Regions from separate parts of the Homo sapiens genome. Here region 1 is linked to region 2. Evidence: read pairs that join two places in POLR2A ChIA-PET (ENCODE). Cell type or tissue: PC-9. All regions are shown on one strand. Each heading gives the region's core, and the rest is flanking DNA. Links, peaks and the distances in the headings are about the cores only.

Region 1 (5,000 bases), core at 1-5,000, 220 kb after region 2:
ATTCACAGGCCGCCGGGGGTCAGGAGGTAATTAGAGACGGCCCCGTGGCCGCATCCACTCGGTAAGCGCGATGCTGGCGCGGGGCGCGCGCGGGGAGGGGCGCGCGATGAGGGGGCTTGGCTGCGCGCAGCCCGCGCCCCAGACTCGGGGGAAGGGAGGAGGAGGAGGGGGCAGGGAAGGAGGAGGCGGGCGGGGGGGCGAGAGATGAGCTCGGGAAGGGAGCGGGAGGAGGGGGCGCCGGGGAGACGCTCCCTTGGCTCTCACCGCGGGGCCTCGGGGTCACCCGCTGCGAGGCTCCGACGCGCTTAGGGACGGGGGGTGTGAGTGTAAGAGTGCGCGCGCGCGCAGGCGTGTGTATGTCAAAGATAGAGGAGGGGAGGGAGGGAACGCTTTAATATTTTTCCAGTGACTTACGAGCCTGCGGGTGAGGTCTTGGCTGTGCGTTTAGGTCCGTGTGTGTATCAATGTGGCTGTATATTTCTGGTCTGTCCTACGAGTGAATGTCACGGGGCTTGGGGGGGGGGGTCTGGATACAAGCTAGTGAATGTGTTTCTGGGTCTCAGTTTGACTGAATGATGTGGCGCTGCGTGGGGCTGTGTCTGTGCGATTGTTTATAGGGGGGTTGTGTGACTCCGTGAGGTACTGCGTGGGTGGGATTGCGCCTGTGTGCGGTTGTGTGTATATGGGATTGTGCCTGCGTGGGGCTGAGTGTCCAGAGGGCAGTTGTGTGGCCATGTGGGCCTGTTTGCGAGTGGGCTGGTGGGTGTGTGGGGCCGTGGGGCTGCGCATGTAGGGGCAGTGCGCCTGTACGGGGCTTTGGGTTAACTTAAAGGGCTGTGGTGGGTATCTGCAGGCGGTTGCGTGTGTGGCTGGATCTGCGTGGGGTCTGAGGCCTGGCGGGTGGGGGTTAGTCCTCCTGGCGTCGGGGATCGCACCGCGGCAGAAGAGCCGCTTAAGGCGCCAACAGGCAGCGCCGGGGTCGCGGCGCAGCGCGACGTGTAGTAGCGGTGGGGCGTAGAGAGAAGGCGGAGAAGAGGGGGGCCTTCATCGCGCGCCTCCCCTAGCCGCATCAGAGACGCAGCTTGGAGATCCTGCCGCTTGCCGGCCCCGCGGTCCTAGAAGCACAGGGTTTGGGGGACCCTCCCCAGCTGGGGGAGACGCCTACTGGCCGGGAAGGCAGCGAGAACTGAGACTCGATGATTCTGGCGCAGCACAGAAGCATGCGGCAAGGACCGCCAGGAGAGGTGGGTCGCGGCCCGGAGACAGCCGAGAACTAGGCCGAGACAAAGAAGAGCGGGACCGGGGACCTTGGGGCCAAACCGCGCCTCTAGGTTTCCCGGCGGCCGAGGGGAGCGCACTCAAGGCCGGCGCGTGGAGCCTGGCGGAGGTGGCGCGGGCCCCTCTTCGCTGCAGTCCCAGCAGCCGCTCCAGAGCCCTGGGGGCACGTAATTAGGCGCCACAGGGCAGGGCCACGGTGAGGGGGGTTCTGAGTGCAGCTGGCGGGCGCCGAGCCCCGGGGCTGTGATTGAGCGCTCAGCTGGCCCGCCCCTCTCCCGGCCGCTCACCGCCCACGCATGCATTCATTCATTCATTCATCCATCCATCCGTCGCTGCATCCACCCACCTTTCTATCCATCCACGTGTCCATCCATCTACCGGAGTTACTGCACCAGGGATCACACAGATGTGTCAGCCCTGGCTCGTCCCACCACTTTCTCCCGCTGGCCAGTGAGTCTGTCTGTCTCATTCTCCTCGGCCTCCACCTCCACTTCCTCCTACTCAGGCCCCTCTGCTCTGGCAGGAGCACACCGACCACCTGTCACACTTGGGTTTTGCTGCTCAATGATGTCCCAATCTCCCTTCTCCACCTACTAACCCCCAACCCTGCCCATACTAAAGTCTCTATACATCCTACAGCCAATCCTGCCCATCATTACATGCCAGGTGGGCCTCGGGCACCTTTTTTCTGGCATTCCCTGAAGCCTGGTAGCAGCCCTCCCTACCAGAAGTGAATCCCTAAGGTCCTGGGCAGCCCCGCCCCACTCGGGGCTCCCCATATTTAAAATGTCAGACTGCTTAGTCTCTGTCTTCAATATCTGTCTTGGGGACCAGGGTCACTCAGTCCTGAGGCTGCTGAGTGAACCAGGAGATGCGCATTGTGTATACCATTAAGGTGGCAACGGAAAAGCCCAAATGCCCGCTGGGGATCACCAACCTGGCTGGAATGTCTTCCCTCCCCTCCTCAGTTTCTGAGTGATGAGGAGGAGAAAGTCCCCCAGGTGGTTGATGACAGCCCACACAATCAGGTCCCCACCAACTCCTGCCCTCAGTCCCAGCCTGTTGCCCCACTCACATTGCCCCTTGCAGTTCCTGAATTCAGCAGGCACACTCTCACCTTAGGACCTTTGCACTTGTTGATCCATCTGCCTGGAATGCTGTTCCCTACCTTCTAATATACCATGTAATTTACATATTTAGGTATCTGGTAGGTATTTTTGTCTGTTTGTTCCTTGGTGTATCTTCCGTATTTGGAATGGTTCCTGGTATACATTCCATAAGCACTTGTTCAATGAATGAGTGAGTGAATGCATGGAACAATGAAGTTAAACCAAGCCCTCCTCCCATAAGCCTGACCAAGCCCAAGTTTTCTCTTCTTTGAGCCAACAGTTCCCCTGGATAAAATGGGGGTGGGGTGGAGCATGGAGAACATCAGGGCCAGGACATGTCGGAAGACTCACCTGAGGTCGCTCAGTGAGTACCCTTCACAGATTCCAGGTCGCTCAGTGAGTACCCTTCACAGATTCCAGGTCGCTCAGTGAGTACCCTTCACAGATTCCAGATTCTGGGGATGGGTGTAGAGGGATGGGATGGTGGTGGGTGGCTTATCTCAAAAAAGGGCAGAGCCTGTCATTTGTTCCAGGGGCCTCTCTTGTTCCCTGGCTCCCTGGGGACTCCCTGGAGCTCCTGGGGCAGTGGTACGGAGGGATCTTGATTCAGCAGGGCTGCCATTCACATCTGCCAGAGGGTGATGGAAACCCTGACCTGGCCAGGGCCCTTCCACAAGTGGTATCATGGAGAGTCACAAGACAGTACCCCAAGGTCAGGATCTGACCATCCCCTAGAGGAGAAACCCAGGCTGAGAGCCTGCAAAGAACTTGCCAAGACCACAGCAACACAATCGGATCCCATCCGACTCTCAATTTCAAGATTCTTTGCTCACCTCCACCAAGCACAGTGCATGGCGTGTGGCAGTGCAGCAGAATGGAGTGGCAACCTCACAATTCAAACCTAAGTGTGCATGGACCCCAAAGCCTTGCTTACTCCATCAGACCCTACTGGCAGGATTCCATGGGATCATGGTGCCAGCAACCAGCACCCAGCACCCACAAATGTTGCTGGAACACCAGCAGAGGAGGCTGCCTGGCTGGCAGGCTTCCTGCTCCCTAGGTTCTGATTTCACCTTTCACCAAGAGTCTGCCCCAGGGGAATTAGGATCCTCCCTCCTCGCTGGGATGGTAGGGGTGCTCACAGGTTTTAAAGGGCCCAGTCCTTCCTGGTGAGGTGAGGCTGTGTTCTGGAGAACCTAGGTCTGGACATGTCAGCCCTTTTGTTTGCCAAGCACTATCTCAATAGCTGCTTTCATGCAAGTGTGTGTCCAGATGCCATTCCAGAGCTAAATAGTAAACAGGAGCTGTTGACCAGAGAGGCAGGGTGGGTAGAGGGCTGGGGACTCTAAGCAGGGTCCTAGGGAATGCAGGCAGTGGAGCCAGCCAAGGACAAGGCTCACTGACAGGCCACCAGGGACACCCAGGTGGAAACAAGGGACGGGGAGGCCCATCAGGCCAGGCTGGTACACTAAGACCCAGAAGTCGCATTCAAGCTCAGCCCTGGTCTGGTAAGCCTCACGCTGGAAGCCTGCAGGCCTGAGGTCAGATGTGGGCCAGGTTTTAACATCTATTCCACATGTTTATTGAGTAGTGGGGCAGCAACTTCAAATCTCTATGTATCTCCCCCCGCCCCATCAGTCAGCCTCATTTGAGAGACTGGATCACTGAGGTCCAGGAAATGCACTTGCTCCCAGTCACGTAACTTGAAGGTGGCAAAAGTATGCATCCATTGGCTTGGTACATATTTACTGAGCACCTACTAGATGCCAGGCTCCATTCTATGTGTTGAGGATTCAGAGCAAGGAATGAGACAAAGCTTTCATTCTAGTCTTGACAGACAAGAAACAGAATGAATAAGTAAATGATGTAGTATGTTACCTTAGGTGAAGCGTGCTATGGAAAAATAAATAAAGCCAAGGAAGCGGGCTGGGAGCATCTGCAGGGGCTGTTTTTCTACACTGAGTGGTCAGAGCTCATACTTAAGAGCATTTGAGAACACACTTGACAGACAAAGGTAGTGAGGCATGCAGCTGTCTGGGGGCAAAGCTGTGCAGGCAGAAGGAAGAACAAGTGCAAAGACCCTGAGGCAGCAGCCAGGCTGGGATTTTTGAGGAATGGCCAAGAGGTTAGTGTGGCTTGAGGGGAGTGAGCAGAAAGAGATGTGGGCAGAGAGGACGGGGGGCCACACCTACAGGGGCTTGCACACACACCATTGTAGGGACTTTGGCTCTTAGACTGAACGAGATGAGGCATTTCTGCAGTGTTTTGAGCAGGGATGGGACACGCTTTCCCTTGGGTGGTCAGAGTTTCTCCCTGTGAAGAGGGCAGATGTGGGGCCAGGGCAGGAGCACAGAAGCCTGCATCCTACACTAGTCCAGGTGGGCAATGATGAGGCCTGGCCAGGGTGGGGCCGATGAGAAGGGGTCGGATTTTGGATTTATTATGAAGGCAGGGTTAGCAGGATTCACTGATGTATCTTGCCTGAGCAACTTGCAAGAAGGATGGATACGGCTGCTGGGATCTGCCATTCATGCTAGTGGGGCTGGTGGGAGAGCAAATGCCTCAGGAAGGAACCCTGCCCCTCCTCAGCCTCCACTGTACCTGCTCCAACAC
Region 2 (7,876 bases), core at 1,099-6,098:
ACGGTGGCGTACGCCTGTAATCCCAGCACTTTGGGAGGCTGAGGAGGGCTGATCACTTGAGGTCAGGAGCTCGAGACCAGCCTGGCCAACGTGGTAAAACTCCATTTCTACTAAAAATACAAAAATTAGCCAGGCGTGGTGGCACATCCCTGTAGTCCCAGCTGCTTGGGAGGCTGAGGCAGGAGAATGGCTTGAACCCAGGAGGCAGAGGTTGCAGTGAGCCAAGATTGTGCCATTGCGCTCCAGCCTGGGCGATAGAGTGAGACTCTGTCTTAAAAAAAAAAATTAGATCAATACTTAGACCAATATAATGAGCTGATGTTTAGAGAGCAAAACAGGCCTCCTGCAGCCTCTGCACCCATGAGCCTAGCTTAGGGTCAGTAACTTGTGGTTTAGCAAAAAACAGACTTAACTTTATAATGTTAGCAAAGGATTAAGTTTTAAATATATCAGAATCGAGATGGGAAAGAAACCTAACAAAGTGCTAATAAAAAATAGAATTGGGTAAAAATATTATGTTTCATGAAAGAAGCCAGACACAAACAGCTATATATTGTATGATTGCATTTATAAGAAATGTTCAGAATAGACACATCTATATAGAGAAAAGGCAGATTAGTGGTTGTAGGAGGCTGGGAGAGGGGGAATGGGAAGTGACTGCTAACAGGTACAGGATTTATTTTTAGGATGATGAATATATTCTAGAGTTACATAGTGGTGATGGTTGCACAACTCTGTGAATATATGTACTAATGCCACTGAATTGTACACTTCAAGAGGGTAGATTTCATGGTATGTAAATTATATCTCAATAAAGCTCTTATACAAAATTGAATTACGGCAGGGTGCGGTGGTTTATTCCTATAATCCCAGCACTTTCGGAGGCTGAGGCAGGCAGATTGCTGGAGCCCAGGGGTTGGAGACCAGCCTGGTCTCCAACATGATGAAACCCCGTCTTACCAAAAAATATGAAAAATTTAGCCAGGCAGGCGTGATGGTGCACCCCAGTAGTCCCAGCTACTCATGAGGCTGAGGTGGGAGGATCACCTGAGCCCGGGAGGTTGAGACTGCAGTGAGCCATGATTGTGCCACTGCACTCCAGCCTGGGTGACACTGAGACCTTGTCTCAAAAATAGACATCTTTTTTAAAAAATAAAAAAAGAAAAAAGATTGAATTAGGGTGGTGGCAGACTTATGTGACTAGCTTTTCTTCTTTTTTCTTCCAGTTTTCTATAATTACTTTTTCTCTTTTTTTAAATGGAAAGAGTCCTACATTTCATTAAGATACTTAAGATCCAGTTTTATGTGGTGCTGAATTATAGCTATGCAGAGAAAGTCTCCGTGAAATATTAAGGTCACTTTTGCTCACAAAATATCAATGATTAACTAAGATGTATAGGCTGTAAATAGAGAGAAGATGGGTATGTATGTGATAAGGAAGTTTAATGAAGTTTCATCCTATGTAATGTGGGTCTCCCTAAGAGAGGGTCTATCTTTTCATCAATAGCAGATCTGTGGTCTGTATTGTCTGATGAAGTCCACCTGGTATTGCACATTGAAATCCATGTTTGTTTTGATGTATAAGTGTTCTCTCAGAGAACAGCTACTTCCCAGTTTGACACTGTTTTCAATCCAGTGCCAATGCCAAGAGATTTCTGAGCCATATATATATTTTTAATGTAAGTTAAATAATTCATCAAGGAATGAGAGAGAGAGAGAGAGAGAGTGTGTGTGTGTGTGTGTGTGTGTATGTGTGTGTGTGGTGAAACATTTGGCTCTTTCCACCTAATTTTTAACCTTGTTGGTCCTACTGGCAATCTGTTTCTTAGCTAATGACTGCATAAAATCATCTCTGAAAAGAAAGCTAAAGACTTTTGCATTACCTTTTGCCAGTTTCTGCTTTAAATCCACCCTTTGGTATTTGCAAAGGTCAGATGAGCTATTTTGGTGTCCACGGCCCTGATTAATGGGAAATCCTACATTTCCATTGGCCCCGGAGGATGAAGGATTAGTGTGGCGGCGGCAGTGCGGGCAGCATCTGCTGCAATGTCAGGAGTACGGTGTTGGGAATTGCAGGAGCATCCGGCCTATGAAAAATGGAGGAGGAGGGGAGCTCCACTAGTACTAGCCCCAGATGAGTTTTTCTCCATTGCCATCAGGCAGACATCTCTGGGAGCATTTGTTCTCCTCTGTTAGGCCTTGTCGCTAAGCATTTAATATGGAGAGCACAAGTGCGGACCTCCTGTTTCCCCGCCGGAAGGCTTCCATAGCTCCCTGTTAGTCGGCATGTTTGTGTTCAGCTTTTCACCTCTCCTTGTAGGAGACGTTGGTTTTATACTATGTTAAATAAAAATCATTGTGTTAGCTCATAGATTTTCACAAGAGAAGCAGGTGCCTGGTGCTTTGGGGAGAATAACTCCAAATATGGGAATCTCTTTCCCCACCCAAGAGCAGATGGTCTGCGTTAGTTTGTCTTGTGACCTTTCTTTGCTTCTAAGACACCAAATCTCTGATCCCACGGATCATAAATATTCTTTAGGTTTGCAGCCATGGAGGTGAAGGGAGCGTCAAGCTGTCGGTGTCATTTTCCATTTGTCTGGAACCTTTCAAAGAAACTGTTACAGCATTTTTAGGCACTGAATTAGCCTCCTGCAGCCGTGAGCTTACAGACTCATGAAGGGCACCGCAGCAAGGCTGCCTCAGCCAAGGTCAGGAAGGAGCCCTCTGCTCAGCATCCCTTTGCTCAGCATCCTGCCGTCCTCACCTGTCCACTCACCAGGCAGCCTCTCACGGCAGCCACTTTGTGCCAGGCACCATGATGGCTTGCACAACCCCTGCCTGCCTATCCGGGGGCTGCATTATTTATGTCGCTAGTAGTGTTAATAAGCACCTTGTATTGATCACCTTGTCTGCTGCCTCTCCCTGCCCTAGAGCCCACCTTCTCATCCAGAGGAAGACCCTCAAGTGCAGTGTGGGGGTGCTCTGATAATGTAGCAGCATGCACTGAGAGGGGCAGAGTAAGGACTGCCTTCACAAAGGAGGTGACATCTGAGCTGCTCTCTGGTAGGAGTTTACCTGGAGGGGGAGGGATGTGCAAGGAAGAGAGAACATTGGAGAAAAGGGGCCTGTATGTTTGTGGCAGCTAGACCTTGGGCTCTGGATGTTCACGTGGGGCCCTGGCAAGGGGTAGGAAGTGGAAGTCAGGGCTGGTTAGAGATAGTCACCCTGAGGATCAGGTTGAGGAGTGTAGACCTTATCTGAAGTGAAGTGGGGAGATCTGGGAGGTTTTTAATACTTAGGGGGAAGATGAGATCAGATTTTCTGTTTGGTGCAGACCACCTGGGGCAGTGTGGAGTGTAGACTATGGAAAGAGAGAGTGGAGGAAGTGATAACAATGAGGAGGCTGCAGCAGCAATCCCCAAGAGAGATCTGGAGGCAGCTCAGCCTTCGGGCTCCCCTTTCCATGCATTTGCACTGGCTGCTCCTTCTCTCCTTTGCCTTCACATTCCTACATTCTCTTTTGGATCATCCACATTCTCTCCATACCCAAGTGTTGTTACCTTGCTGAGGCCTTTTCTGCACTCTCCAGGCAGCAGGATTCAGCCCTCTGTCGCACCCCAGCAGCAGGCTGGTCTGCCACTATCTGACCCCTATAGAGACTGCTTTGCCTTCCTAACTCCCTAGCTCTAATTAGCAGCACTTTGGACCCATATCAAGATGGAAAGAAGAAAGGGTTTTTTAAAGTGACTGTTACAGTGGATTGGAGAGGACTCAGAATTTGGGGACAGAACATACCCCAGTTTGAGACCTGCTTCTGCCTTATGCTTTCTCCAGGAGATGAAGTATTTTTTTATTTTTGCTTTTTCTTATCATAGAAAATTTCAAGCATAGATATGAATTGGGAGAACAGTGTAATGAACCTCTGTGTACCCATGACTCAGCTTCTAAGCATCTGGCCAATCCAATCTTGTTTCATCTAATCATCCTCCCCTCCCACTCTGCATTATTTTGAAGCAGATTCCAGGCATCATATTACTTTATAATAATTACTTTATAAATACTGAAATAGATAAAGGGCTCTAAAAGATAAACAGCTTTTTGTTTACTTCTAACAGTCTTCATGTCTCTGAGCCCCAAGTTCTCATCTGTAAAATGGAATGGTGATGGCCCATCCCAGGGCTGTCGCGACTAAAGCTGGCAAAAGCCTTTCCTGGAATTCTGACTGCTTCCTTTTCTATACTAACTACCGTGCTGATGTGACTGCTTATAGTACCATTGTAATGACAATAAGAACAGTCTTTGGAGCAGACAAACCCAAGTCACATTCTCATCCCAACACTGTATCTTTTGGGGCAAATTACTTACTCTGAGCCTACTAAGTAGCCTCATTTTTTAAAATGGGGGACATAATACCTCCCTCATAGGGTTGTTTTGAGATTTAAAAGGGAAGGTGTACATATCGGCCCATACATATCGGCCCATAATAAGATCTTAATACTTAGTAACTAGTATTATAAATGTCCTTTAAATTGATATGATTTTCTGGTTAGTATAGTAATCCTGCGAAGTATATAGTTTTTAATCCCCATTTTACATATGATATGATTGAGGGTTAAAGCCAGGATTAATGAACTTGCCTGAGATCTTGGGGCTAATACATTACAGAGCCAGGAGTTTGAGCCCAGGTCTGCCTGACCCCAAGGCCCCCATCCTTATTACTGCTATTTATTAATGGAACCTTGCAATGTGGCCTTGTGAAAAAGAACATGCTGATCTTGGGTCAGGCAGATCAGGGTCGTCTGGTCCTTACTTTTGTCTGCTGTTTTCAGCTAGTGCTGGTTTTTTATAAGCTGGTGAACTGGATTACAAATTTTCCTTAGACTCCTTTGTCCATATCTTCTGCCTTCTTTCTGCCTCTCGTTTTAGGAGCTGTTAGTTCTCATAAGCCCCTGTAATGGAGAGAAGTAGAGAGAACAGAACATTCAAATAAAAAGTTCATGCACATCAGCTCTTTTGTGCTACGTTTTTGTGGGAAAGTGGCTGAGACTTTTGTATTTTAGAGATGAGGTCTTGCTGTGTTGTCCAGGTTGGACTTGACCTTCTGGCCTCAAGGGATCCTTCCACCTTCCCTCCCTAGTAGCAGGGACTATAGGTGCATGCCACTGCGCCTGGCTTAGAGGCTGAAACTCTTTAAGGCAAAATGAGGTTCATAGGTTATCTGTGGATTTTTGTTTTTCAGTCAGCCGAGTTAGTGAGGCATGGACAGGGCTTATGTATCCATTTCCACTGTAAAATTGCTAAGAATGGATCATTGGAAGATAATAAATGTGGCAGAGCCAGAAATCAAACCCAGGCCTGACCAACTCACTGCCTGGCTGGTTCCATTGTTCCACTCTGCCTTTAGGGACGGGCAGGTGAGGGACCCACAGGGAAGACTTAGACTGCCCGTGGATATCTCCTCGTGGCTTGGAATCCCTATTCTAAAAGATCTGATCTAGTTCTGGCTTAATGGGAGTCAGCGTAATGATGATTCTCAGCTTTTTGTCTAGCTTTTTCACATATGTTTTGTTTTCCTGCTGCCATGAAGTTTAAACTTGTTTAAAACCAAGATTTTAAACAAGGAAGCCAAGCATATAAGGGAGTCGTCCATAGTCATCCGAGGGCAGAGCCAGGACACAAGTGCCATCCTTGGACTGCGACCAGTCCTCTTCCTGCACTTCCCTCTGGAAAGCCCACTTCCTGCAAAGCCCTCTGGAATTGCTCAGCAGTAGTGCCCCAACCATCATGTAAGGAAAAGAATTTCGAGTTGGAACAGGAACTTCAGGGGGCCAGTAGCCCCTCCCCAAAGTTCTCAGAGAAGGGGCAGTTAGCAAACGTAGAAGCCTTTCTTACTGAGATGACCCTTCCACCTGTTCACTGGAGAAATGGTCTCCAGTAGCTCTGTTCTGGGGTGCTATCTCTGGACAGCCATCTTCAGAAGTGTAGTTTCCCCTAAGAAAACACTAGAACAGATTTTAGCAGAAGATTGAGAATCCCAATGGTACAAATCTTACAAGTATGATTTGCAAGCATCATAGAGAAGCCTCCTTTTTGGGTAGGAATGCAAAACCAATCACCTCATTGCTCGAATGACAGTCTGGCTTTCTTGGGATCCAGCCAAGAAAACAATTTATGAGACTGACCCACACACTTAACTAGCTAAAGCTTTGGGCTGTAATCCAGAATCCTTATTATGGAAAGCAGAGTTAAAACTGTTCCCTTTGAAACCCTGTGGCTATTTATTTGAATTAGCGAGGTCACCCCAATGACAGCTGTGGAGACCAGCCTTTAATTAGGAAAAGAATTTGCCTTGAACTTCATCGGAATGGCATTGCTGAGGGTCTTGAGTGCTTTTCTTCCTTCATTCTTTCAGGCTTACCTTATTCCTGCTCTTTGTTCAGGAGTCACAGCTCATTTCTTCCCTGAAAGCCTGACTTCTCCATGCTCTGCACCCACAGGACTCTCTCCTGGCTATGGCATGCCAGAGTCCATCCCTGAGCTGGGTGGGGGCAGTGCTGACTCTGAAATTCAAATTCTCCCTCATATTGGCAGCATGACTTTTTGGACAAGTTATCATACTTTTCTGAGCCTCATCTTCCTCATCTGTAAAATGATTCTAATAGTATTTATTGCATAGGGTTGTATAAAGCTACCAATTATTGATTACTCTTGCTATATGCCAGCCACTCTTATCAGTGCTTGACCCGTATAAGCTCATCTCATCTGAGTAACAACCCTATGCAGCAGAACTCTTCTTCCTTTTTTTTTTTTTTTTTTTTTTTTTTGAGATAGAGTCTTGCTCTGTCGCCCAGCCTGGAATGCAGAGGCGTGATCTCAGCTCACTGCGACCTCCGCCTCCTGGGTTCAAGTGATTCTCATGCTTCAGCCTCTCAGGCAGCTGGGATTACAGGCACCCGCCACCACACCTGGCTAGTTTTTGTATTTTTAGTAGAGATGAGGTTTCACCATGTTGGCCAGGCTGGTCTTGAACTCCTGACCTCAAGTGATCCTCCCGACTTGGCCTCCCAGAGTGCTAGGATTTACAGGCATGAGCCACCACACCTGGCCCAAAGCAGAATTCTTAACACTTCCATTTTATAGATGAGGAAGTAGAGGCTACTACAGAGCCTCCTACATAATGGGGACTCAACAAATGTGTTTATTGAGTTTGAATCTTTCCCTTACTTATACTTTCATTACATTTATAATCTCTGCCCTATGTTTAACTTTTCTCTAAGAATATTGAATGTGTCAATTTTATCTTCAAATTTACTTTTTAAACTTTGTGTTATAGAAAATTTTAAACATGCAAAAGTAGAATAGTATAATGAACTTCTACAAACCCTTTATAGAACTTCAACAATTATCAACTCATGACCTATTAGATTTTGTCAATATGCATACCCTGCCCATATTATTTTGAAGTAAGTCCCCCAAATCATATTATTTCAGCATATATTTCAATATGTATCTCTAAAAGAAAATGACTCATTTTAGAAACAATCACAATACTGTGATTGTACTTTTAAAATGTAATTTCCTATCATGTATCCAACTAGTGTTCAAAATTTTTAGTTGTCTCATAATGTCATATATTTTTTAAGACTGAATAGAATCTGCTAAGGTCTATCACAAGTACAGTGAGGTGACTGTGGGCAGTGGCTGGGCACAGCCCATCTGGGAGGCCTCCCATCAGATGAAAGTTAAGGTTCTTTTCAACTCTAAAAGCCAGCTGCCAACTTTTTGCCTGGTATTCGTCTCAACACCAAAAGTTAGGCACTGTTAGGGAGAGAAAGTCACACTAGAGAGGGCTGGCCTCTCTTTGCAAAGGTTTAAT

What was found. ChIA-PET counts read pairs that join two places held together with the same protein. Peaks named below come from ENCODE experiments on the same cell type or tissue, not always from the same donor. Only the 100,000 strongest peaks of a DNase experiment are listed, where the experiment ranks them.
Region 1: POLR2A ChIA-PET joins it to region 2 with 5 read pairs; 2 of 35 experiments call an interaction of 5 or more read pairs at or near these places.

What each region holds. Positions count from the first base shown.
Region 1 is chr17:17,718,865-17,723,864 of GRCh38, reverse strand. The region is part of intron 1 of RAI1 (retinoic acid induced 1); the gene reads right to left. It overlaps LOC124903943 (a long non-coding RNA gene), which reads left to right and starts at 1,513. Exons shown (of 2, transcript XR_007065650.1): 1 at 1,513-2,743; 2 at 2,776-5,000. In PC-9, for the core only: no CTCF peak of the experiment used is centred there; DNase peaks (open chromatin) are centred at 2,544 and 3,505; H3K27ac peaks cover 1,316 bases.
Region 2 is chr17:17,939,141-17,947,016 of GRCh38, reverse strand. The region is part of intron 1 of TOM1L2 (target of myb1 like 2 membrane trafficking protein); the gene reads left to right. Among named protein-coding and RNA genes, the nearest start is that of TOM1L2, 29 kb to the left of the region's middle. In PC-9, for the core only: no CTCF peak of the experiment used is centred there; a DNase peak (open chromatin) is centred at 3,956; H3K4me3 peaks cover 407 bases; H3K27ac peaks cover 1,860 bases.